Regions from separate parts of the Homo sapiens genome. Here regions 1 and 3 are each linked to region 2. The links are chromatin loops, found by intact Hi-C in ENCODE. Cell type or tissue: PC-9. All regions are shown on one strand. Each heading gives the region's core, and the rest is flanking DNA. Links, peaks and the distances in the headings are about the cores only. Region 1 has its middle 150 kb from the start of SPRY4-AS1. Region 2 overlaps SPRY4-AS1 (SPRY4 antisense RNA 1). Region 3 overlaps LOC107986455 (a long non-coding RNA gene).

What was found. Hi-C counts contacts between places; a loop is a spot of excess contacts. Peaks named below come from ENCODE experiments on the same cell type or tissue, not always from the same donor. Only the 100,000 strongest peaks of a DNase experiment are listed, where the experiment ranks them.
Region 1: a loop joins it to region 2, with 9 times the contacts of the local background. A loop is called at or near these places in 2 of 110 quality-filtered maps.
Region 3: a loop joins it to region 2, with 4 times the contacts of the local background. A loop is called at or near these places in 2 of 110 quality-filtered maps.

The regions. Positions count from the first base shown.
Region 1 is chr5:142,468,211-142,475,685 of GRCh38, forward strand. No RefSeq gene overlaps it. Among named protein-coding and RNA genes, the nearest start is that of SPRY4-AS1, 150 kb to the left of the region's middle. RefSeq lists enhancers at 4,094-4,388, 6,290-6,858, 6,859-7,426. In PC-9, for the core only: no CTCF peak of the experiment used is centred there; a DNase peak (open chromatin) is centred at 4,291; H3K27ac peaks cover 4,308 bases.
Region 2 is chr5:142,400,767-142,408,241 of GRCh38, forward strand. All of the region lies in intron 3 of SPRY4-AS1 (SPRY4 antisense RNA 1), which reads left to right. Among named protein-coding and RNA genes, the nearest start is that of SPRY4-AS1, 79 kb to the left of the region's middle. In PC-9, for the core only: no CTCF peak of the experiment used is centred there; a DNase peak (open chromatin) is centred at 3,035; H3K4me3 peaks cover 1,586 bases; H3K27ac peaks cover 2,844 bases.
Region 3 is chr5:142,153,729-142,161,203 of GRCh38, forward strand. It overlaps LOC107986455 (a long non-coding RNA gene), which reads right to left. Exons shown (of 3, transcript XR_001742907.3): 3 at 683-3,244. NDFIP1 (Nedd4 family interacting protein 1) reads left to right here. Exons shown (of 8, transcript NM_030571.4): 8 at 1-712. Among named protein-coding and RNA genes, the nearest start is that of NDFIP1, 49 kb to the left of the region's middle. In PC-9, for the core only: no CTCF peak of the experiment used is centred there; no DNase peak of the experiment used is centred there.

The sequences.
Region 1 (7,475 bases), core at 1,251-6,250, 68 kb after region 2:
GACTACAGGTGCCCACCACCACACCTGGCTAATTTTTTGTATTTTTAGTAGAGATGGGGTTTTGCCATGTTAGCCAGGATGGTCTCGATCTCCTGACCTTGTGATCTGCCAGCCTTGGCCTCCCAAAGTGCTGGGATTACAGGCGTGAGCCACCGCGCCTGGCCTATTATTCTTATAGTCGTAGTGATAATATAATAACAGTGCCACCATCATCATCGCGGCTGCCAGCTTTTACTGCATGCTCACTATGTGTCCGGCACTATGCTCAGTGTTTTACATGGATTGTCTCATCTGAGCTTCACAGCCAACTCTGAGGTTGCTACTATTGCTCTGCCTGTTTCATAGATGAGGACACTGACAGGTTTACTAACTTGCTCAAGGTCACCACATAGTAAGTGGCAGAGCTGGTGTGTGACCCCCCCGGCCATCTGACTCGAAGCCTGCGTTCTTACCCACCACGCTTGCCACCTTCTGCCCAGCATCGCGGAGTACCTGGGTTTTGCTTGATGAAAACGCCATGGAATCAGGAAGCTGGTGGAAGGAACGTGGCTGAGCCCCTTCCAGGTTCTTTTTGTTCAGTTAGCCCCTTGGGCAAACCTGTAGGAAAAAACTTATATTTCAGAACAAAAAATTTCAAACTCATAGAAACAGCAGAAAAGCATTTGCCAGGGGCTGGGTGGGGGGCAGAGGATATGGGGAGATGTTGGTCAAAGGGTACAAACTTTCAGTCCTAGGATGAACAGATTTGGAGGCACTGATGTACAGCCTGATATGACTATAGTTAATCATACTGTATTATATATTTGAAATGTGCTGAGAGTAAACCTTAAACCTCATAAAAAAAAAACAGGTGATGGATATGTTAATTAATTTGGGGTAATCAATTTACAATATTTACATCTATCAAATCATTACATTATACTATTTTAATATATACAATTTTTTTTTTTTGAGACAGAGGTTCACTCTTGTTGCCCAGGCTGGAGTGCAATGGCGTGATCTCGGCTCACCGCAACCTCCACCTCCCAGGTTCAAGTGATTCTCCTGCCTCAGCCTCCCTAATAGCTGGGATTACAGGCATGTGCCACCACGCCTGGCTAATTTTGTATTTTCTTTAGTAGAGACAGGGTTTCTCCATGTTGGTCAGGCTGGTCTCGAACTCCCGACCTCAGGTGATCCGCCTGCCTTGGCCTCCCAAAGTGCTGGGATTACAGGCATGAGCCACTGTGCCCAGCCTAAATATATACAATTTTAACAGTTACACCTCAATAAAGCTGAAAAAGATAAAAATAAAACCAAAAAAATGAGGTTTAGAAGCATAGACGGCTATGTGACATGGTTCTCTAGGAGAACGAGTCGGAGGTCCGTCTCAGCACCTTAACTTCCCAGCTGGCCACTTCTAGGTGTGGAATTGAGGAAGTGTTGCCACAGCCCACAGGTGCAGGTGAGAATGTGCGCCTGTGTTGAGGAGGCTGGGGGAGGTGGATGGAGCATTCGGCTCCACGGCCTTGGATGCGCAGACTTGTGGGGCCTTTCTCACTCTGCTTTTGTGTGGCCAGACCCCTAAGCACTGGACTCCTGTTCCCTCCAGGGACCTCTCTCCTGCTGTCTCCTCACTCTCTGCTTCTGAGAGTAAGAGATGGGGCCTATTTTTGCTCTGTCTGCCCTCCTTCCCAGGAGGCTGAGAAATAACTTGGACTGAGGCCTGCCCCATTGAAGAAGGCCTGACAGTTCTTTTTTTGCCCACTTGTCATGTTGTCTGTCTGTTCATTCATTCCCATTCATTCTCTCCAGGGTCCACCCTTACCCTCCTCTGGCTGGAGAGGACTGGGAGAGTGGCCTAGGTTTACTCCGTTCTAGGCATTGGGTCCGTCGCCCCATTTGTCTTGCTTGTTCTTCTTGCTGGTGTGTTGTGGTGGCTGGCTCTGGGTGGAGGCACAGATTTGGGTCTGGGGGTGGGCATTCAAGAAAACCCCTTGGGGCACTCAAGCCTCGCTAGCTCCAGTGAGGGAGCTCGCAAGCCAGCCAGTGTTGCTGGGGTTCTACTCAGAGCCAGAGGCCAACCAGCCAATAATAAGGTGTTACTTTGCCTTGCTCTGTCCTCCTTGCACCCCTTTCCCTTGGGGCCTCATGGGGAAGGGTGGCTGATTTGTGGTAGGATTTGGGTTTTCTGTGTCCTGGCCAGTCCCTTCATGATGCCCTGTTACTCTCACTCCTGCAGACTCTGTGTGCCTATGAGTGATGAGCAAACTTTGTTAGGTGAGTGGGGTCCAGATGGAAAATGATGGGAAAAACCATGCTAATGTCATGATGCATTGAACAGGAAAGCCACTGATGGAGATGAAAGCATTTGTGTAAAGTAGCCTGGAAGCCTGGAAAGGGAGGGGAACTGTGGGAATTGACGGGAAAGGGAAGTCAGAAGGCCTGGCTTCTAGATGGAAGTCCTGTTTGAAGGGAAAATTAGTGATGCTTAAAATACTATGTTTAACATAAATTAAAGGGGATTTTGACTAGAATCTGGAGTAAATCTTATTTGTCTGACACTTAAATCCTTGCTTCTAGAATGCCCTCTCCTTGCAAAATAACAGTATTTCAGGTTTTGGTTACAATGCTGTATGAATAGATCTTGGTTTAGAAGGGCAATTGATCAGCCCCATGTGAGAGTTATTTACAGTACCTTTCCTTTTAGTAACATCTGAAACAAAGGTTGGTTTTTTAAAAAGTCTTTGTAGCATTCCTGACAAAACTTAAGAGACTTGCCTGATGGCACCGCTACATGCAGTTTGGTTTGTAATCTAGGGACAGTTCCAGCATGCAGAGATTCAGAGTGGGTTTCTTTGTGGTTTGTCTGCACCTGCCGGAGATCTGGTGCACCTATTAAACTTACAAGGCAGCTATTAGCCACCAACTGACACCAAGATTATAGGTTAAACTCTGAATTGGTTTAAACGGTGTCATCTGTCCACCAGGGCAGAGAGCAAGGTGGGGGGCATGTGTTTGGCAAATGGTAGGAAGTCACTCCAGCCTGGGGAGGAAAGTCTGATTATTAGCAACGGTAACACACAAAGAGGAGCGGGGTTGGGGTGGGCTTGTTGGAAAAGCCTTGAACCTGGAGTCAGAGAGACCCAAGTGTTGAATCCTGATTGTGTAACTCTGGTAAGCCTCAGTTTGTCATCTTGAAAATGGGAATGATAGGCCGGGCACGGTGGCTCACGCCTGTAATCCCAGCACTTTGGGAGGCCAAGGAGGGCAGATCATGAGGTCCGGAGATTGAGACCATCCTGGCTAACACAGTGAGACCCCGTCTCTACTAAAAATAGAAAAAAATTAGCCGGGCGTGGTGGCGGGCGCCTGTAGTCTCAGCTACTTGGGAGGCTGAGGCAGGAGAATGGCGTGAACCCAGGAGGCAGAGCTTGCAGTGAGCTGAGATCGCGCCACTGCACTCCAGCCTGGGTGACAGAGCGAGACTCCATTTCAAAAAAAAGAAAAAAGAAAGAAAATGAGAATGATAATACCTGATTTACAAAACAGAATTCAATGAATTTGAATTCACACAATTCTTGCTGACGTTCACACAATTCTTGCTGACACATTCACACAATTCTTGTGACATTCACACAATTCTTGCTGACATTCTTGCTGAATTGTGACATTCACACAATTCTTGCTGACACAGTACCTCACACCTGTAATCCCAGCACTTTGGGAGATTGAGGCAGGTGGATCTCCTGAGGCCAGGAGTTCAAAACCAGCCTGGCCAACATGGCAAAACCTCATCTCTACTAAAAATACAAAAATCAGCTGGGCGTGGTGGTGCATGTCTGTAATCCCAGCTACTCGGGAGGCTGAGGCACAAGAATCGCTTGAACCTGGGAGGCGGAGGTTGCAATGAGCTGAGATCGTGCCACTGCATTCCAGCCTGGGTGATAGAGCAAGATTCTGTCTTAAAAAACAAAACAAAACAAAACAAAACAAAAAACAAAAAAAAAGCTACACCGAGCTGCCTTAGTAGAAAAATAGCAGCAGCAGCATTGAAAAGAGAATTTTGTACAAGTCTCCAGCCTGCTGAATAGGGTAATTGAGAGAAAAGTTAAGCGTGCAGCTCTGGAGTCACACAGACTTGGATTCAAGTCTTGGCTGTGATACTTACATATGCTCAGGGTGTGCGACCTAGGGTGACCTCTCTGAGCCACAGTGTCCTCATTAGGATCATGGTAACATACATATCTATAGAGTCATGAAGAGTAAATGACACTACAATACAGTGCTGGGCTCACAGCTCCGGAAATGCTCATAGGCTCCGGAAATGCTCAGTCACCTTCTCTGTTAGTCACCTTGTTCCATCAAGCAGCATTTTTTCCTCTTGCATCACCACTACTTACTCTAAACTGGATTTTACCCTGAGTAGGGTAAAATTTTTCCCCTCTTCCTACAAGTACCCCCAGAAGCTTCCTACAAGCATGCCCCAGACTTTACTAATTGCAGGCCACCTGCCCAATTTCTGCCACCATTGCCTGCCTCCTCCATTGTTATTTAATATTTCTTCAAATTAACTTTTTAATACTTAAATGCATTTAAAGAAAACTTCACATCACTATTATAAGCAAATAGCGAATAGATCTTTAAATAGAATGTCTATGAATCACCTAAAATCCTCATATGTGCTCTCAGACACATCCACGTTATACTTGGGGAAATACTGGTCTGGTCCTTTACTCTTTAAAGTGTGGTCTCTGGACCGCAGCCTCAGCATGCCTGAGAATTGTTAGAAATGCAGTATCTCAGACCCCATCCCATACCTCCTGAATGAGAATCTGCATTTTTAGAAGATCCCCAATGATGGACATACTTTTTTGGGGGGAATTTATTACATTTTTTATTGAAGTGACATTCATATGCACACTTTTAAAGTTTGAGAAGCAGTAGTCTAGGGGATCTTTAAAATCCCTTCCAACTCTGGTGTGTGCCTATAGCCCAGTGACTTGTAACTCTGGAGCAGAAGGATTGCTTGAACCCAGGAGTTTGAGGCCAGACTGGGCAACATAGCAAGACCCTGTCTCTGAAAAAAAAATTCTTCTAGTTCTAACAACAAAGGTCAACTATTGATATTACTCTCTCTCTTTCTGAAATCCAGATCCATATTTCCAACTGACATATTCTACTTCAGGCCTAAACCTTGCCTTTCCCCACCTCCTCATCCTTGTAACCTTAGAAGCATCCATCATTAACTCCTTCCTCCCTGTTCCCTGACATCAGTTCTTGCCAAGGATGCCCAACCCTGTCTCCATCAGCCTCTCTCTGTCCATTCCTATAGCTCCAATTGCACTTCCAGTCCCTTACATCTTAGTGCCTGGGCTGTCACCCTCTCCTTCATTCTCTTTCCTCCAACTCTTGACAGCTCTGTATTCTTTTTTTTTTTTTTTTGAGATGGCAGAGTCTCACTCTGTCTCCCAGGCTGGAGTGCAGTGGTGCGATCTCAGCTCACTGCAACCTCTGCCTCTTGGGTTCAGGCAATTCTCCTGCCTCAGCCTCCCAAGTAGCTAGGACTACAGGTGCCCGCCACCATGCCCAGCTAGTTTTTTTTTTTTTTTTTGAGATGGAGTCTCGCTCTGTTGCCCAGGCTGGAGTGCAGTGGCATGATCTTGGCTCACTGCAAGCTCCGCCTCCCAGGCTGGAGTGCAATGGCATGATCTTGGCTCACTGCAAGTCCCGCCTCCCAGGTTCACGCCATTCTCCCGCCTCAGCTTCCCGAGTAGCTGGGACTGTAGGTGCCCACCACCACGCCTGGCTAATTTTTTGGTATTTTTAGTAGAGACGGGGTTTCACCATGTTAGCCATGATGGTCTCCACCTCCTGACCTGGTGTTCTACCCGTCTCGGCCTCCCAAAGTGCTGGGATTAGAGGTGTGAGCCACCCCGCCAGGCCACATCCAGCTAATTTTTTGTATTTTTAGTAGAGACTGGGTTTCACCGTGTTAGCCAGGATGGTCTCGATCTCCTGACCTCATGATCCGCCTACCTCGGTCTCCCAAAGTGTTGGGATTACAGGCGTGAGCCACCGCGCCCGGCCCAGACAGCTCTGTATTCTTAAGGCAGCGTTGATCGTCTCAGTCCACTGCTCAGTTACCTTTAGTAATTCCCTATTATCTACCACATAGTAGCCAGGCTCCTTGGTCTGTCACTTAAGGCTCTCCACTAAGTGACTGATTGTGAGCTCTCACCTGCATATACCCTGAGCTGTAGATAAGTCAGAGGAGCTATTGCTTTATGTATGCAAAGCTTTCCTGCCCCTGCATCCTTGACTAAGGATTTCTCATTTCTGAAATGCATTTTTCTCCAACCTCCCTATTTGCTATCTCCATCTCTGAAAACTCTTAACAGCCTGAGAACCCTGCTCACATTTCACCCCCTCCCTGAAGCCTTCTGTGGCTCCCCAACTGCATAGCTGTCCTTACACGTCATAGCATGATGATGATCTCTGCCCAGAGGCAGTTACATTAGTACAAACCTTAACTCTTCAATTCTGTGTAGCAGGTGCCACTCCCAGTGCCACAGAGTCAATTTAATTTTCTTATAACTAAGTTTCTTTTCTGAGCTCCCCTTCTGCTTGTGAATATACCATCCCATTCCCCACCCTACTCCCTTTGCCTCAGGGCAGCATCTATATTCTAGAGGATTAGGGCCAAGGCAAGATGGGATCTCTTGCCTTGTGTCATCTGTCTATTTACTAGAATGCATGTCATCCTGTCCAGTCCTTAGTCACAGGGACTGGACAGTATGCTTCTTTGTCCCTTGTTTCCCTCTGCAAGACCTCGTTAGGTCCTGCAACTCTGCTCTTCCTGCATTGTCATCTCCCTTAGGCCCATGGGACCCTTCTTCTGCCCCACACCATGCTGGGGGCAAGGGAACTCTGCATGGTTGCCTAGCACCCGGATGCCTTAATGCAGCCCTGCCTCTCTGAGGTCTTGACAGTTCCCCTAGGGATGGGTCACCTCAGCTCTCAGAGCTTCCAAACCTGTCTGGAATTTTTTGCTGTTTCCCCCTCCCTTGGAGTTCATCCTGTTTGGAGGTTGGTTGGGAGACTTTAATCTCCTGTGGGGTCAGGAAGCCTTGTTCTTACATTATCATGTATTTTCCCCCAAAGTGTTAATTACCAGAGTCCATTCCATTCCCAACAGGGTGTAGTCTTTGAAGCTCAAAAGAAATTTTCTTCCTGCTTGTCATCCATTCCTTCCCTAAGGCAAGAAACACAAAATAGTCCTGCTGACTGAATAGGGCAAGGGCCATGGAAACCCGGAGAAAAATTCAGCATTAACGTTATAAAATATTCTCCTGCTCCATGATTTGTAAACCGCTTGAGGACAGGGAACTTGATTTCATTCATCTTAATATTTCCCTAGGGCAACTGACATAGTTCCTTGCACAGAAAAGGCATTAAATACACATTTTTCAGGCATAAGAATAAATGATGGAGTG
Region 2 (7,475 bases), core at 756-5,755:
ATGAGAATCTCTGAAACCATCGTGAGAACTATCAGGACTCTATAGCTGTAAGGTCGTTTGTCTCTCTCATTTGATTGAAGGCTGGGCTAGACAAGTGCTAGGAAGACCCTCAGGACTTGGGCTGGGATCTGACCTTCATGAATTGCAGACTATAGACCTTAGGTAAAAAGTGGGCAAGAAGAGGCCGGGCGCGGTGGCTCACGCCTGTAATCCCAGCACTTTGGGAGGCGAGGCGGGCGGATCACGAGGTCAGGAGATGAAGACCATCCTGGCTAACGCAGTGAAACCCCGTCTCTACTAAAAATACAAAAAATTAGCCGAGCATGGTGGCGGGCGCCTGTAGTCCCAGCTACTCCAGAGGCTGAGGCAGGAGAATGGCGTGAACCCGGGAGGCGGAGCTTGCAGTGAGCTGAGATCACACCACTGCACTCCAGCCTGGGCGACAGAGCGAGACTCTGTCTCTAAAAAAAAAAAAAAAAGTGGGCAAGAGGAAGCCTAAAATGTATGGCCCATGGCCTGAAAGTTCTCAGGGGTCATGGATGAGGATGTGAAAGAAGTTTGCTGGGCAGGGCAGTCTCTGGCCTGGGGCAGGTTTCTGGCTGGAGTAGTTAATTCAGTGCCTTTTACTTGTTAGAAAGACAGAAAGATACTTTTTCCCCTCTTTCTTTTAAAAAGTAATAGGGTTTTCTGAATACAAAAGAGTCACATATCTATTTAAGAATTTTGGGCTGGGCACCGTGGCTCACGCATATAATCCCAGCACTTTGGGAGGCAGAGGTGGGTAGATCTCCCAGGAGTTCCAGACCAGCCCAGGCAACATGGCGAAACCCCCTCTCTACAGCAAATACAGAAATTCGCTGTGCATGGTGGCACACGCCTGTAGTCCCAGCTACTCGGGAGGCTAAGACCAGAAGATGACTTGAGCCCAGGAGGTCAAGGCTGCAGTGAGCTGTGTTCACACCACTGCACTCCAGCCTGTGTGACAGAGCGAGACCCTGTCTCAAACAAAAAAAGAACTTTGAAAATAAAAAGACGTGTAAGGAAATCAAAACCACTCATGATTATCCAACTCTCATAAATAACACTGGTAATATTTTTGTCTATCTCCTGGTATTTACTTCATTGTGCCTATGTGTCATGTATATGAGAGATGGCTTACAAAATTTGATATGTACAGCTTCAGAATCTGTTTTGTACATAATGTAAACATCTTCCTGTATCTTTAGATTTTTCTTACAGCCTGATTTTTAGTTGTTATGTAACAGTTTTAACTGTTCTGCCATATATAATATATTCCTTTTATTGGATAGAAGACTTTCCAATTTTTTAGCATTATAAAATCATATTGTGGTTAAATCTTTACAGATAAATCTTTGTGCATGTGGAATTACAGGGTCGAATGGGATGTCCATGTAAGAATTTTTGTATGCTCTAATTGACCTAAAGAAATGCTAATTTGCCTTCCTATTGTTGTGTGAGGGGGCATAATGATTCTCTGAATCCTGGCCCTTGCTGGGTATTATTGGATTTTTAGGACTTCGCCAAATGCTAGATGGGAGAAGCTTTGCTTTTTTTAATTTTTTTTTTATACAGGTCTTGCTCTGTCGCCTAGGCTGGAGGGCAGTGGTACAATAATAGCTCACTGCAGCTTTGAACTCCTGGGCTCAAGCTATCCTCCTGCCTCAGCCTCCTGAGTAGCTGGGACTGCAGGCATGCCACTATGTCTGGCTAAATTTTTATTTTTGTAGAGACGGGGCCTCACTATGTTGCCCAGGCTGGTTTCGAACTTCTGGTCTTGAGCAATCCTCCCACTTCGGCTTCCCAAAGTGTCGGCATTACAGGTGTGAGGCACCATGCCTGGCCTTGTTTTTATTTTATTATGCCTTTTTTTCTGGTTCCCAGTAAGGTCATTTTTTTCCCCCATATAATTAATAGCTATTTTTATGTTTTTGTGAATTGATTTACGTATCCTTTATTCATTTTCCTATTGGGGTGCTTGTATTTTTCTTACTGATTTATGCAGACTCTGTAATAAAAATATTAACCCTTTGTGGGGATCAATACATTTTTAATAGTGTGATGAAATATTTTAATAATGGATCAAAGCAGAAGGCTTGATTCCAGGGGAAAAATTTTTTAAGCTACCCGCCTCTTTCCCTACACATAAATCCAGAGATAAGTAGTATCTTAGTACTTAAACATGTCTTAAAGCATGGACAGGCTCCCTTCCTTCCTTCCTTCCTTCCTTCCTTCCTTCCTTCCTTCCTTCCTTCCTTCCTTCCTTCCTCTCTTCTTCTCTCTCCTCCTTTCTGTCCTCATTTCTCTCCTCCTTTCTCTTTCTCTCCTTCTTCCTCTTTCTCTCCTCTCTTTCTTTCTTTCTCCCTCTCTTTCTCTCTTTCTCTCTCTTCCTCTTTTTCTCTCTTTCTGTTTCTCTCTCTCTCCCTCTCTCTTTCTCTCTCTCTCTTTCTTTATTTTTTTTATTTTTTATTTTTTTGATGGAGTCTCGCTCTGTCTCCCAGGCTGGAGTGCAGTAGCACGATCTCTGCTCACTGCAACCTCCATCTCCCAGCTTCAAGCTATTCTCCTGCCTCAGCCTCCCGAGTAGCTGGGATTACAGACGTGTGCCACCACGCCTGACTAATTTGTGTATTTTTAGTAGAGATGGGGTTTTGTCACATTAGCCAGGCTGGCCTCAAACTCCTGACCTCAGGTGATCCGCCTGCATCGGCCTCCCAAAGTGTTGGGATTACAGGCGTGAGCCACCGTGCCTGGCCATTACCTTTGTTTCATGGGTGAGTTAGTCTGGCAACTAGACTAGGGCAACCCACCCACCCCACCCCTAGAGCTGGTCACAGGCACAGCTGAGCTTGAACTTGGGCTTCACACGTGTGTTTACACGCACCACTTGTCATTGCCTGTGACTTTCCTGTCCCTGCTCCTCCTCTTTCAAACACTCCCTGGAGCCATTTAGTGCCTAGATGATGCGTGTTTTTATACCAGCCACTCTACTCGAAAGCAAAATCTGTTTGAAAGCTGTGTTACAGGTTTTTCCAGAACTTCCAGTTTTTAAGAATCTCTTCCCCTTGCTGCAGCTTCCTTTGTACCATGCAGCCACTGGCTCCAAAGGGACCTTCTACCAGGGAATTTGATTACTTGGATAGAGCCCTTCTGTCGACCACTGACCTCAGGGCTAGCTCCCCAAAACGTCGCCTTCTCTACGCTCGTTTCTGCAAAGTAGCAACAGGTCAGTTAGGATGTGGATTTTCTTGCTCTCTCAAAGGTTCTTTTATTTAAATATGTTCATACATTTTTCTCCTACCGCTCTCTTTCCTGAAAGAATGAAGTTAGAGGATTAGGTTGCTAAGTTTAGCTCTTGCTGACGCACTGGCCTCTCACTAGCAGTCTCCTCGTGTCTCAGTGTTTCTTTAAGCCTCGCTTTTTTGCTGGTAGACGCACACCATCACATCCTACATAATATTTAGCTCTGAGGCGTTTCCAGATGGGAAGTGCGTTTCTGTATTTTCATAGCCGTGTTCTCTACGTGAATGGACTGGCGTGAAGCTGGGGGCTGACGGCTGGCAGGGCAGGTAGGGAGGCTGGCAGCGGCCTGAGAGAGGTGAAGATCCCCGGGGTGGTGGCGGGGAAAGCAATGCAGTCCTTGTCAGATGTTTGCTTGCTGTGAGGAGAGGGAGATGGCTATGAGAGGAGATCTGGGGATGGTATTTGACTGGGATATGAATGGAGCATTTTCAGGCAGGGGAGGCCCTCCTACTTGAAGCAAGCCTGAGTGTTGTTAAAGAAAAAAATTATTCTGGCACTTGTAAAAATGGTAAGGAAGACTTTAGTCAGGAGTCTTGCAACAGGGTTATTGCAATAGGGGAGAGAGATGGGGCTCAACTCTAAATGCAGCAAGACAGTTGAGGATTTACAGCTAAGAAACAGAGAAGAGGGGGTCAGTGGATGGAAAGTTACTAAGAGGAGACATCAAGGGAACGGGATTCTCACTAAACAGACCTAAAAGGACTCTTGCTAAGGGCAGGCCAAGGACTTACACACCCAAGGTAGGGGATGAAGCGCTTTATCAGGCATCAAGGGTAGGGGACTCCCTAAACTGAATTTGCAGGATTCTTGCTAAGACTGGGCTCTGCAGGCCTGGCAAGGACAGGAGGGACACAGAAGGCCAACGTTCAGAAGAAGGCTCAGAAGAGCCTAACTAAAGTTTGGTCAAAGAAAGGGTTTTTGTCAGTGCTTCCTCTCGTTCAAGGAAAGAAAAATTCTTCTTTTCTCTGAGTAATATAGGTCAATTTTTTGTTCGGTCGCCTTTTGTTCATTAAGGACCAGCTTGAATGTCTGTTGGGGCCTGGCGGTAGAGGATACTTGATGGACAACCATCAGGCATTTAAACGAGGGAGATTCATGGTCTGCTGTGGTGATGGGTCCTTTGAAGTTTATGTCAAGTCACCCAGCTTGCAAGCCTAGTTTAGATCTTGGGGGGAAGATCAGCTATAAGACAGCCTAGAGTTGCAATGAGGATTTGGGCAGTCAGCCTTTAGCTCTCAGTGACATCAGGAGGGTGGGAGAAAACGTAAAAAGTAGAAAAATTGAGAAGTTGGTAAGAACTGATGAAATGTGCAGAATGGCAAATCCAGTCCAATTCACAGTAGGTAACAAAGTAAACAGTAAAATGTAATTTATCAAGAGGTGAAAAAAGCTCAAAGGCAATGAACGGGACTAGAATTCGATAATCTGCAAGGATGTGCTATAGTTTTCTATTGAAATACAAACAAGCACTGGTCCCTGGATGGGCGTGTTGAAATGTCAGCATGGAGGGTGGCCTGGTGTTAGACAGGTCTCGGTTCAAATCCCATCACCTTGCCGGAGATGCTGGGCAGATTGGTTGCTCTCCTAGTGTCTGTTTCTTTAGCTGTGAGACATAATGAAAGCTAACATTTATTATTTCTCATGTGCCAGGCACTGCCATAAGCATTTCACATGCTTTACCTCGTTTAATCCTCACAACTTAGTGAAGCAGGTTAATCATCATCTCCATTTCGCAGAAGAGTAAACTGAGGCTTTAATATATCCTATAATATGTCCACAGATGTTGCTAACCTGCAAGTAGAGATTGAAGCTCATGTACTTAAAATGAGTTTGGCACTTTTCAGGTACCTGATAAATGTAAAACATTTTTTTCCTCCAAAGTATATGTGGGAAAACTGAAGCTATAGAGTGTGCCTGAGCCCAGCCAGATTCAGTAGGCGGGGCTCTCCCCCAAAAAGGGAAAATCCTGAGACACTCATCAGTGGAGGGATGGAGCCTACTGTGAGGGTTCTGGCAGAGCCCCTGCGTTTTGTCCTCTGGGGGCAGCTCTCCTGGGAGTTGGAGAGAGGCTTTGACCCAGCCTTTGCTGGCCACTGGGCAGGACCTAGCTGGGAGCAAGTGCCAGGGCCAGCAGAGGCTTGTCCAGAGATGACTCTCGCTGGCTGTGCTGTGTTTGCTGTGTGCCTGGTAGGCACGCATCTCAGTTATTCTCACATCTCTGCAGTAGGTATCCTTCACCTTCCCATGCAGATGGAATTGAAGCTCCAAGAGGGTAACCAACCGCCCAGACACATTTGAAGTAGTGAGGCAGGGATTTGAGCCCAGGTCTGGTCCCTGAGCCCATGCTCTCTGTTCTGCTGTGCACCTTGGGTGATCAGGGAAGCAGACCCAAGCTAGGGAAGAAGTCATGTGGGCAGGGCTGAGGCACTGGAACAGAGTGGGTAACGCAGGATCTTGGGAATCTGACACACTGGGGTTCAAATCCTGGCTCTGCCACTTCGTAGCTCTGTGAGCTTGGAAGTGACTTAATTTCTCTGATCCTTGGGTCCCCATCTATAAAAGAGGAGAGCCATAACTACCCAGAGAGTGTAAGGATGACATGAGAATGTATATAGAGCCTTGGCATGGGCCCTGGGGTGTGATGAGCATTCAGTAAATGCTGGCTGCTGTGGGCACATGGGAATTGCTGGGCACTTTCTCATCCACTTGATCTCCTTGGCTCTTAGGGAAGGCAGACGCTGGACGGCAGGTCTCTCAGACACAGGAGAGACCCTTAGCTTTATTTATCCACCCTGGGATGTATCCCTGGGAGCTGTGTATCAAAATTATAGCCACTGAAGGTTGGAAGGACAAAGGGGAGGCTAGGCCTGGATATAGCATCTTTACAGTGGTCCAACTTCCCTCTTGCTGGTGATGTCCAAAGAGAAAGGCCAGCACAGCGGCTCAGATGGGCGTAGCGGGACTGCCTGGAGGAGCCTATGCAGTGGGCTTGGGCAGGGTCCAGAGTTACTGGTGGCGGGGGTGGACGCTGTCAGTGTCTCCCCCAGACTCCACTGAACCTTTTATATCAGGTGCCCTAGAGTAGCACCTGTTTACCTAGACCTGCCTTCCAGAGACACTGTCTCCCCACCTTGTGAGCTCCTGGCTGCCATGACCTCCGCACTTGCCCTGAGAGGCTGTGAGGATGAAATGCTGATGTACATGAAGCTCTTAGCCTAATACTTCACATTCAGCGAGCGCCCACCTTCTGACTGTGGCCATTAATTTGTGGATTCAAGTAATGTTTTAGGTTGAGAGGTCATAGTTATGAAGAAAACAGTCCCCACCCTCATGGAGGTCACACGCTAGTAGGGAAGATGGATGAGAAACATGTAAGCAAGTAGATTTGATTGTAATATTGGAGTGAAGAACAGTAAAGCAGGGAGAGGGAACAAAGACATCGTTGGTGTGGCTGGGAAGGAAGGCTTTTATTGGGAGATAACAAGTGAGCAGAGACCCTGGGGATATGGAGGTGCCAATCATGAGAATGTTGGGGGAGGCCAGGTGCGGTGGCTCATGCCTGTAATCCCAGCACTTTGGGAGGCCGAGGCGGGTGGATCACTTGAGGTCAGGAGTTCGAGACCAGCCTGGCCAACATGGTGAAACCCTGTTTCTACTAAAAATACAAAAATTAGCCAGGTGTGGTGGTATGCCTGTAATCCCAGCTACTGGGGAGACTGAGGCAGGAGAATCACTTGAACCCAGGAGGCAGAGGCTGCAGTGAGCGGATATCATACCACTGCACTCCAGCCTGGGCGACAGAGCAGGACTCTATCTAGACAGACAGACAGGTAGGTAGATAGAATTAATGTTGGGGAGCATCCCAGCAGAGCCTCCAGGTGGGACTGAATCTGGTACAACAAGACAGAGAGGAGGGATAACTAGGAAATGAAGCCAGGGTGGAGGCTACCAGGTCACATAGGACCTTATTGTTTTCAACAATCATTATTTCTAGATGTCGCTGGGCAGGATCAGCTGTTCCTTCTCTTGTGCTATTCTGCGTGGTATGCACACAGCCATTGTAGCAAGTCACCCTTTGTTAGGACTGTGTATTTTACCACCACACTGGGAGCTCTGGAGGCCAGGGACTATGGCTGTTTTGCATATACCCAGCA
Region 3 (7,475 bases), core at 1,369-6,368, 250 kb before region 2:
CATATAGCAGAGAGAACTATGTAAATTATCTTGCAGAACAAAATAGAAGGGTCCTAAATCACGTTAACTCAAACATTGTAGACTAGCTTTGTGTTTATTCTTCAGGTCCTTGCGCCTTATTTGGTTTTGTATATTCAACGAACTGAAATATTTGGAATTCCTATTTCTACGTATTTGGTGGTCCATAAGACTTTGTCAAATGTAAACCTACAGTTTGATACGCTTTAAAATACCTAGTTAAGAGGATGATTTCTCTTTAATCGTTTAAATGTTCTGAAAATTAAAATCTTTTGAGGCACATGAAGTGGGCACCATATATCATCTAGAGTCCTTACTGGTATTCAGGATGAAAATGTTCACGCTGCATTAATTGTCATTTTTCTCTCCCATGTTCTTTCTCACTTTGATACGTTAATACTGATAATGGATAAAGAGTGAGTTTTTATAATAAATGGTTTTGGAAAGGTATTCATAGGAACCGCGGTTATTTACTTAAGGTTATGGAGTAAACTAGCTTGGACCTTGGGCTGCAGGACGACTAGGATTCACCCATAACGACACAGTGCCCTATGTTTCTTAACTTCTTGTTGCCATTTGAAACTCTGTACTCTTATGTTTAAAGGGTTCTGTATAGCCATTTTTTTTTTCAGAAAGTTACATTGCTTTGTATAGAAATAAAAGGCATTATTAAAATTTGCTTGTTAAAAAATGATAAGAATGAATATCTTTACTTATAGGGTCAATTTTGTTTAGAGTTTTAAAGAAACAACAGAAGTTTTAGTGAAGTAAATGATTTTTTTTTTCCCTTTGCTTTCTTATTACATACTGACTTGAGCTCTGGCCCACCGTGAGTCATTATTAGTACAGATGAAATTTTGTTTGGTCTTCACTATGTGTTTTTTGTTTGTTTGTTTTTTGAGACGGAGTCTCGCCCTGTCGCCCAGGCTGGAATGCAGTGTTGCGATCTCCACTCACTGCAACCTCCGCCTCCCAGGTTCAAGCGATTCTCCTGCCCCAGCCTCCCAAGTAGCTGGGATTACAGGCGCGCGCCACTACGCCCAGCTAATTTTTATATTTTTAGTAGAGACGGGGTTTCACTATGTTGGTCAGGCTGGTCTCGAGCTCTTGACCTCGTGATCCGCCCGCCTCGGCCTCCCAAAGTGCTGGGATTACAGGTGTGAGCCACCGCACCCAGCCTTCACTGTGTTCTTATACTAAAATATACTCTACTTAGCTATAAATGGTTTACATTCAAAGGAAGAAGTAAGATAACTACTGAAGTAGAGTATCAGGACCAATAGAAGTGATATTTCAATTTGAGTGATTGCCTGAGGGGGTAAGATTCTGGGGTGAGAATCTAGACCCTAACAAAACTAGACCCCTGGCCTCAGGCTTTACATCCAGTCCAATGCCCTCTTCCCATTGTCCCAACCTTCTGGAGGGTTGGCGTGTAAACATTGACATAAAATGAAAAAAATCATTTGACCGTGCTTCTTGTAAACATCAGTAATCTAATTTTAACTGAAAACATGCTAAGAATAGACATGGAATTGTACATTTATGTAAAGTAGGAGGATGTGTGTTTGTATAGATAGATGGATGCATAGATTTTTTTTTTTTTTTTTTTTTTTTTTTTGAGACAGGGTCTCGCTCTGTTGCCCAGACTTAAGTACAAAGTCGTGATCTTGGCTCACTGCAACCTTCACCTTCCAGGCTCAAGCCATCCCACCTCAGCCTCCCCAAGTAGCTGGGACTACAGGCATGTGCCACCACACCCAGTTAATTTTTGTATTTTTAGTAGAGACAGGGTTTTGCCATGTTGCCCAGACTGGTCTTGAATTCCTGGGCTCAAGCAATCTGAAGTGCTGGAATTACAGGCGTGAGCCACCTCACCTGGCCAGTAGGAGGGTATATTTTATGAAAAAGTAGTTGTGACCCCTATTACCTATGTGAATCTGGTTCTTGGTTAAACCTCAGTGGTGAATATAGGTTAATCATGTGCAAAATGTATAATAATTTTCAGGTTCTGTGGGTGGTTCAGCTGTTCAGAAGATTTTCACCTCTCAGGCTTTTAGAATATGAGTTGAGGAATGATGAGGGTCATAACAGAAGGCAAAATATGCTTCCATAGATGGTTTATATATTTAAAAAAAATGTTTTTTTGCGTATTTTAAACCCTAAATAGTGTTTCTATCCTGTAAGATGGATAAGGTGGATTGGGTGAGAGCATTTGTTAAAGCAGTAGTACAGTACTCTTGCATCTCCTTTTCCCTTTTGCGTATACCTGTACACGTTTGTGTATGTGTATAATTGTGTTCTTTTAGACTACCTACAGAAAGTGCCCTTTGACAAGTAGCCTCTGCATGTTGGTTCTTTGTAGGCTCTACTGTTAATGTGGAAGACATCTCAAAGAAATACACTGGGAATTCCCAAAGGGGAGAGTAAGTTTAGGTTGAAAGTGAAAGAGGTGTTCAGGAGGAAATGATGGTTGTAGAAATTGATTTTTGTATCATCTCCATTCTAAAAAGAAGCTATTTTATAACCCAGTTGATTGTATCACCTACAACTTTATGGCCTATAGAAAGAACTGCTCTTACGTAAAGTACATGAATTGAGAGCTGTCCTCCCGAAGCCAGTTTCCCTGACTATAAAATCTGAAATAGTCCATCTACTGCGTGGCATTTTAATCCCCTCAGTCCTCCATTATTCTCAGAATTTTCCGCTTATAGGATAAATACATTACTCAAAGGTTTTGTGTTAATTTTTATACCTGTTTTTACTTATAGCCTGTTTCTTTTTTTCTTTACCAAAAAGCATCGTCTTCTGATTTTGAGAGTTTTAATTCTTAAGTATCAGTTGATGAATTAATAAAATGTAAATGTAAATGCACATCTCTTAAACCTGAATACAGAACATATTAATATAGAGGATTCTCCTACATTTATGCAGGATTTTACCTAGGTCAGAAACTGAGATGCAATTGTGTGAAATAGATGTCGTCCAACCTGCTTTGTATGTTGTTCATTCTGCTCTAAAAACAGCTAATTTTAATCATTGATGTAGGAAATAAATGTTTCACAGACTTTTCCCCATTCATTAGTGATTGCAGATTCATAGACATCAAAACTGAGAAAAGTGGTTTCCTCTAAGCCTTAACAAAGATTAGTGCTGGAGCTCTGGGAAGATGGCAGTATTCATTGTTATTCTTCAGTTGTCTGGAAGGTTCGCGAGTGATATACGCAGCCTGGGAAACAAGAAAACAGGTCAAAAATCTAAAAGAAATCTCTAAAATAGAGAAGATGATTTCCCTGACAAAGCATTATTAGAAAAAGTATAAAACTAAGGAAGTTCTGCCTTCTGGTTATGAAACCCAGCCTGATTCTAATGAAATTCAACCAAAATGCCAAAGCTAGAGTGATTTTCACCTTGCATAGTTGGGTTTGCATTCGTGTCCCCTGCTGAGAGCTGCTTTGCCTCCCACTTCCCCTCCCCCATTTAAGCCAGATACTTCCTGAGCCAAGTTGGAGAGGACTGGTGCAACCTATCATCATAACTGGGCTAGAGTTACTCTTGATGAAACATCCCTCTTTTCATTTGCAGAACTGTCAGAAATGCCTAAAATGCTGCTTAAGTGAGGTTTTAGAAAGAATTTTGCCATCTGCTTCCTGATTCCACATCTTTATTTTGACAGAACATTTCATAGGCCGTATTTGGCAGTTCCTCTGTTTGGATGTCATTTTAATATGTTGCTTTTTTCTCTGATTATCAACACTGAGGATTTTCATGTATATGATTTATTTCCAGTTTATATTTTAACAGATTGCAGATAAATCAGTGATTGCAGAGAAATCAGATGGATCAACATTTTCACTATTTATTACTTTTTATGTATTTATTACTATTTATTTATTACTAGTATGCTTTGGTACTATATAGTTGATGAAAATAGTGGGCACTGGTGACCTGAAGAAGCAAAATTAGCAGTCCATATTTTTATAGGTTTGATTCAGTGACTCTCAAGCCCTAGATCTGTATATGCATGGTCATGTGTAGGACAAAAATCATCTTTTTTTCTCTTTTTGGTTAATTATATATTTTGTCCCTGAGACTGTGAAGTGAGTTGAATCTGTATAACCTATTTTTGTCCGTAAGCTCTTCTCTGGTTTAGCAGTTCTCTAGATTTAGGTATTGGACTTATATATATATTTTTCCAATATCCACCTCATTGAATTATAGACTTAGTTCCTACAGTAGTTCCACAGAGCTTCCAAATAAGGGTAAGGATAATGGGTAAGTAAGTACTTACCTCTCATCTTCACTTCCATAGAAGAAGGCTGAGTGCAGTACATTTGTATCTACACTTTATAAATTATGAACTAGTTTTTCATCAAAAAATTTCATGGATGCCAGGCACGGTGGATCTCGCCTGTAATCCCAATACTTTGGGAGGCCAAGGTGGGCAGATCACCTGAGGTCAGGAGTTCGAGACCAGCCTGGCCAACATGGTGAAACCTCTGCTCTACTAAAAATACAAAAATTAGCCGGGTGTGGTGGTGCGTGCCTGTAATCCCCAGCTACTTGGGAGGCCGAGGCAGGAGAATCACTTGAACTCAGAGGCGGAGGTTGCAGTGAGCCGAGATTGTGCCACTCCAGCCTGGACAACAGAGTGAAACTCCATCTTTAAAAAAAAAAAAAAAAAAAAATTGATGGTTGGGTAGATTAAGAATTATTTTGTCTTTATATAGGTCTCAAAGCTCATGGCCACAATATTTTCCTCTTCAGAATGGCAGGACTATGGGAAGGAATGTGCATTCAGAACAACGGGGAAAGGCTATAGGGAAATTAATTTCAAAATATTTGGCTGAGTGATTGTGGACTCTTCCTTGGAAGTCTTTAAACACAGAATAGATCCTCCTATTTGGAATGACTTAAGGGTAAAGGAAAAGGAATGGATTAGCAGGCGCCTTAAAGACCCCAAGAACTTTAGAGATTTGTATGTGGCCCATGTCAGTGACAGATGGAACAGTAAGTTCAATAGACGTCATGTCTGCCGCTCCCAGGCTATGCTTCCTTTAATGTAGTGACCTTCTGGGAGCATTGTCCTCAATTGTCTGCAAGAGGGAAAGGAGTACATCTAAATTTCTGGTAAACTTAATTTGGGTGGCTTATTACCTACTGTTATGTATCTTTTAAAGATCCAGTGATCCAAAAAGCTGTGCTTTGCCCAAAATTCCAAAATGAGAAAACCATAAAAACCACCCTCTAGTTTCTGGAGCCATTTTCAAATCTGTGTTGATTCTGAAGGAATTTCATTTACGTAGCATTTTCACATGTTAACAGTCCTTCCCCTAAGGGATTATGGGTAGAGGAAAGAAGATGAGGTGGTAAGGAGGCACTGGAGGAGATGAAGTCTGATTTGTTTAGAAAGGACCGATGGAGGAGTGTAGCAGACACTCCTTTTGTTCTTTGCTCCTGCTTTAATCCTTCAGACCCACAGGACAAGATTGCCAGCTAATTGCAAGGAGCCCGTAAAAGAGAATTGGCCTAAATTGAAGAATAAATATATTTTTTTTTTAATTCTTCCTTTATTTGGGTCACTTTGCTTTACATATGTTTATGTCTCCAAAAAGTGGTTGGATACCCTCTTGAGAGGTTTTCTTTACAAAAAAGAAAGAAAAAAAAATCTGAAATTCCAAAGCCTCTTTCCCTGCCATTGTAGCACTTAGGCAAAAGCATGAAGAACTAAATCCACTAGACTGTAGTTTAAACTTGAAAAAACAAAAACAAAAAACCCCAAAAAGACTATAATGTGCTTTAGAGTGGCATTTTTATACAAGTGACTCATTGCTAGCAGTATATTGACCATTTTAAAGTGCAATCTGATCTTTCATGGGTAGACATTTAAATTCTCTGAGTACAGACACTGTACTTGGGACAAATTATTATATTTGTACCTTGGTGCCAATCTTAATCATGTACTCATTGGGTGCTTATTTTCAAATACCTGATCCTTCTAAAAACAGTATACTAAAACCTGTTGTTAAACATATATCAAGTTTAATAGCAAGCCATGGATACTTTTTACTGCCTTTTATTTATTGCTGGGTGTATTTTATTAGAAGGAAAGGTAAGTAAATGTGTTTTGCAGAAAATATGTAGTATAAGTCAGCTCCAGTAGCAGTTATTATTTTTTAACTAGATGGCGGAGCATTTACACACTTAGTTTATTAGTGACCTTCCCATAAAATTTTTAGGAACACAGGGCCAAACAGAGGTCATAAGTTTATCCAAGCCAACCCACTTCTTTGGTGACATCAGACAACTGAAGAGAAGCCAAGAAAACGTTCCCTCCATCTTCAAATTCTATGTGTCCTTGGCTTTGCCTCCATCCATAGTGGTTTATTCCCCTCAGAAAGAATTGCAGATGGAATTTGTATAATCACCTGTGTTAGAAGTGATGATCTACTTTGAAAAATACAGTTTTTATGTATTATAAATAATTGTGCTCTGCCTTCTTGCATATAGTTGCTTTGGGCCTTTATTTGATAAAAACTATCTTATTAGCCAGTTATGACATACATGACTTTATGCTGGATGTAGTATATACAAAGATTTGTACAAGACAGCCCCTGAACACAAGGAGGTTTTAGTCTGGGAGGAGATTGGTAGGAGACAAAGTGCTTTCCTGTCCAAGAAATCTTAATATGTAATGTTTTTCTGCTTCGTTTGCATAGTGATGGAAGAAGCTTTTTACACTTTTCAAGCTTGCTGCTAACTTAATTTTCACCAGAAGGGCACTTTTAAAGATGTTCGTAAAACCAAATGCCCTCAAAGGAGAGATTACTGCCACTTGAAGAGGCCACCCCCAAAAGGGCCAAAAGGATGGGGGAACATCTCAGGGTGCTATGTGGCCAGGACCTAGAAAACCAGCTGCCAAGGGGACTTGTGACTGTTAGCCTAGGGCTTGAGCCCTCGCTCCCCATTTACTGGCTGTGTAATCTTGGGTCATTTGCATGTCCTATCCAAGCTTTGGTTTTCTAATCTGTGTGCTGGAATATTTTCTCACAGGGCCATTTTTAGGGAGGTAAAGTGCCCAGCATCTAGCAAACAGCTCTTCACAGCTGATCAGCTATAGTATTGGGTCTAAGGGCAGGACATGAAAAGCCCAAACCTATAATTCAAACCGAGGGAATTCATTTCCTTTTCAGGACCGTATAGCTCTCATAAACCCTGCCTTTCCTCATTCCTTCTTTCCTAAATGTCATTAGGCCATCCCTGATAAATCAGATCATTCTTATCCTCCTAAATTCCTGCAGCCCAGATGAGAATATGATTTACTATTGCTTTTCTGGTAATATTATCATATGTTTATGTGGGAACTTATATACATGTTCATTTGATCTTCACAGATTACTATAAAAGGGATTATTTTGCGTTCTTTACCACCAAGCAACCAAAGCCTCCCTCCCCCGGCA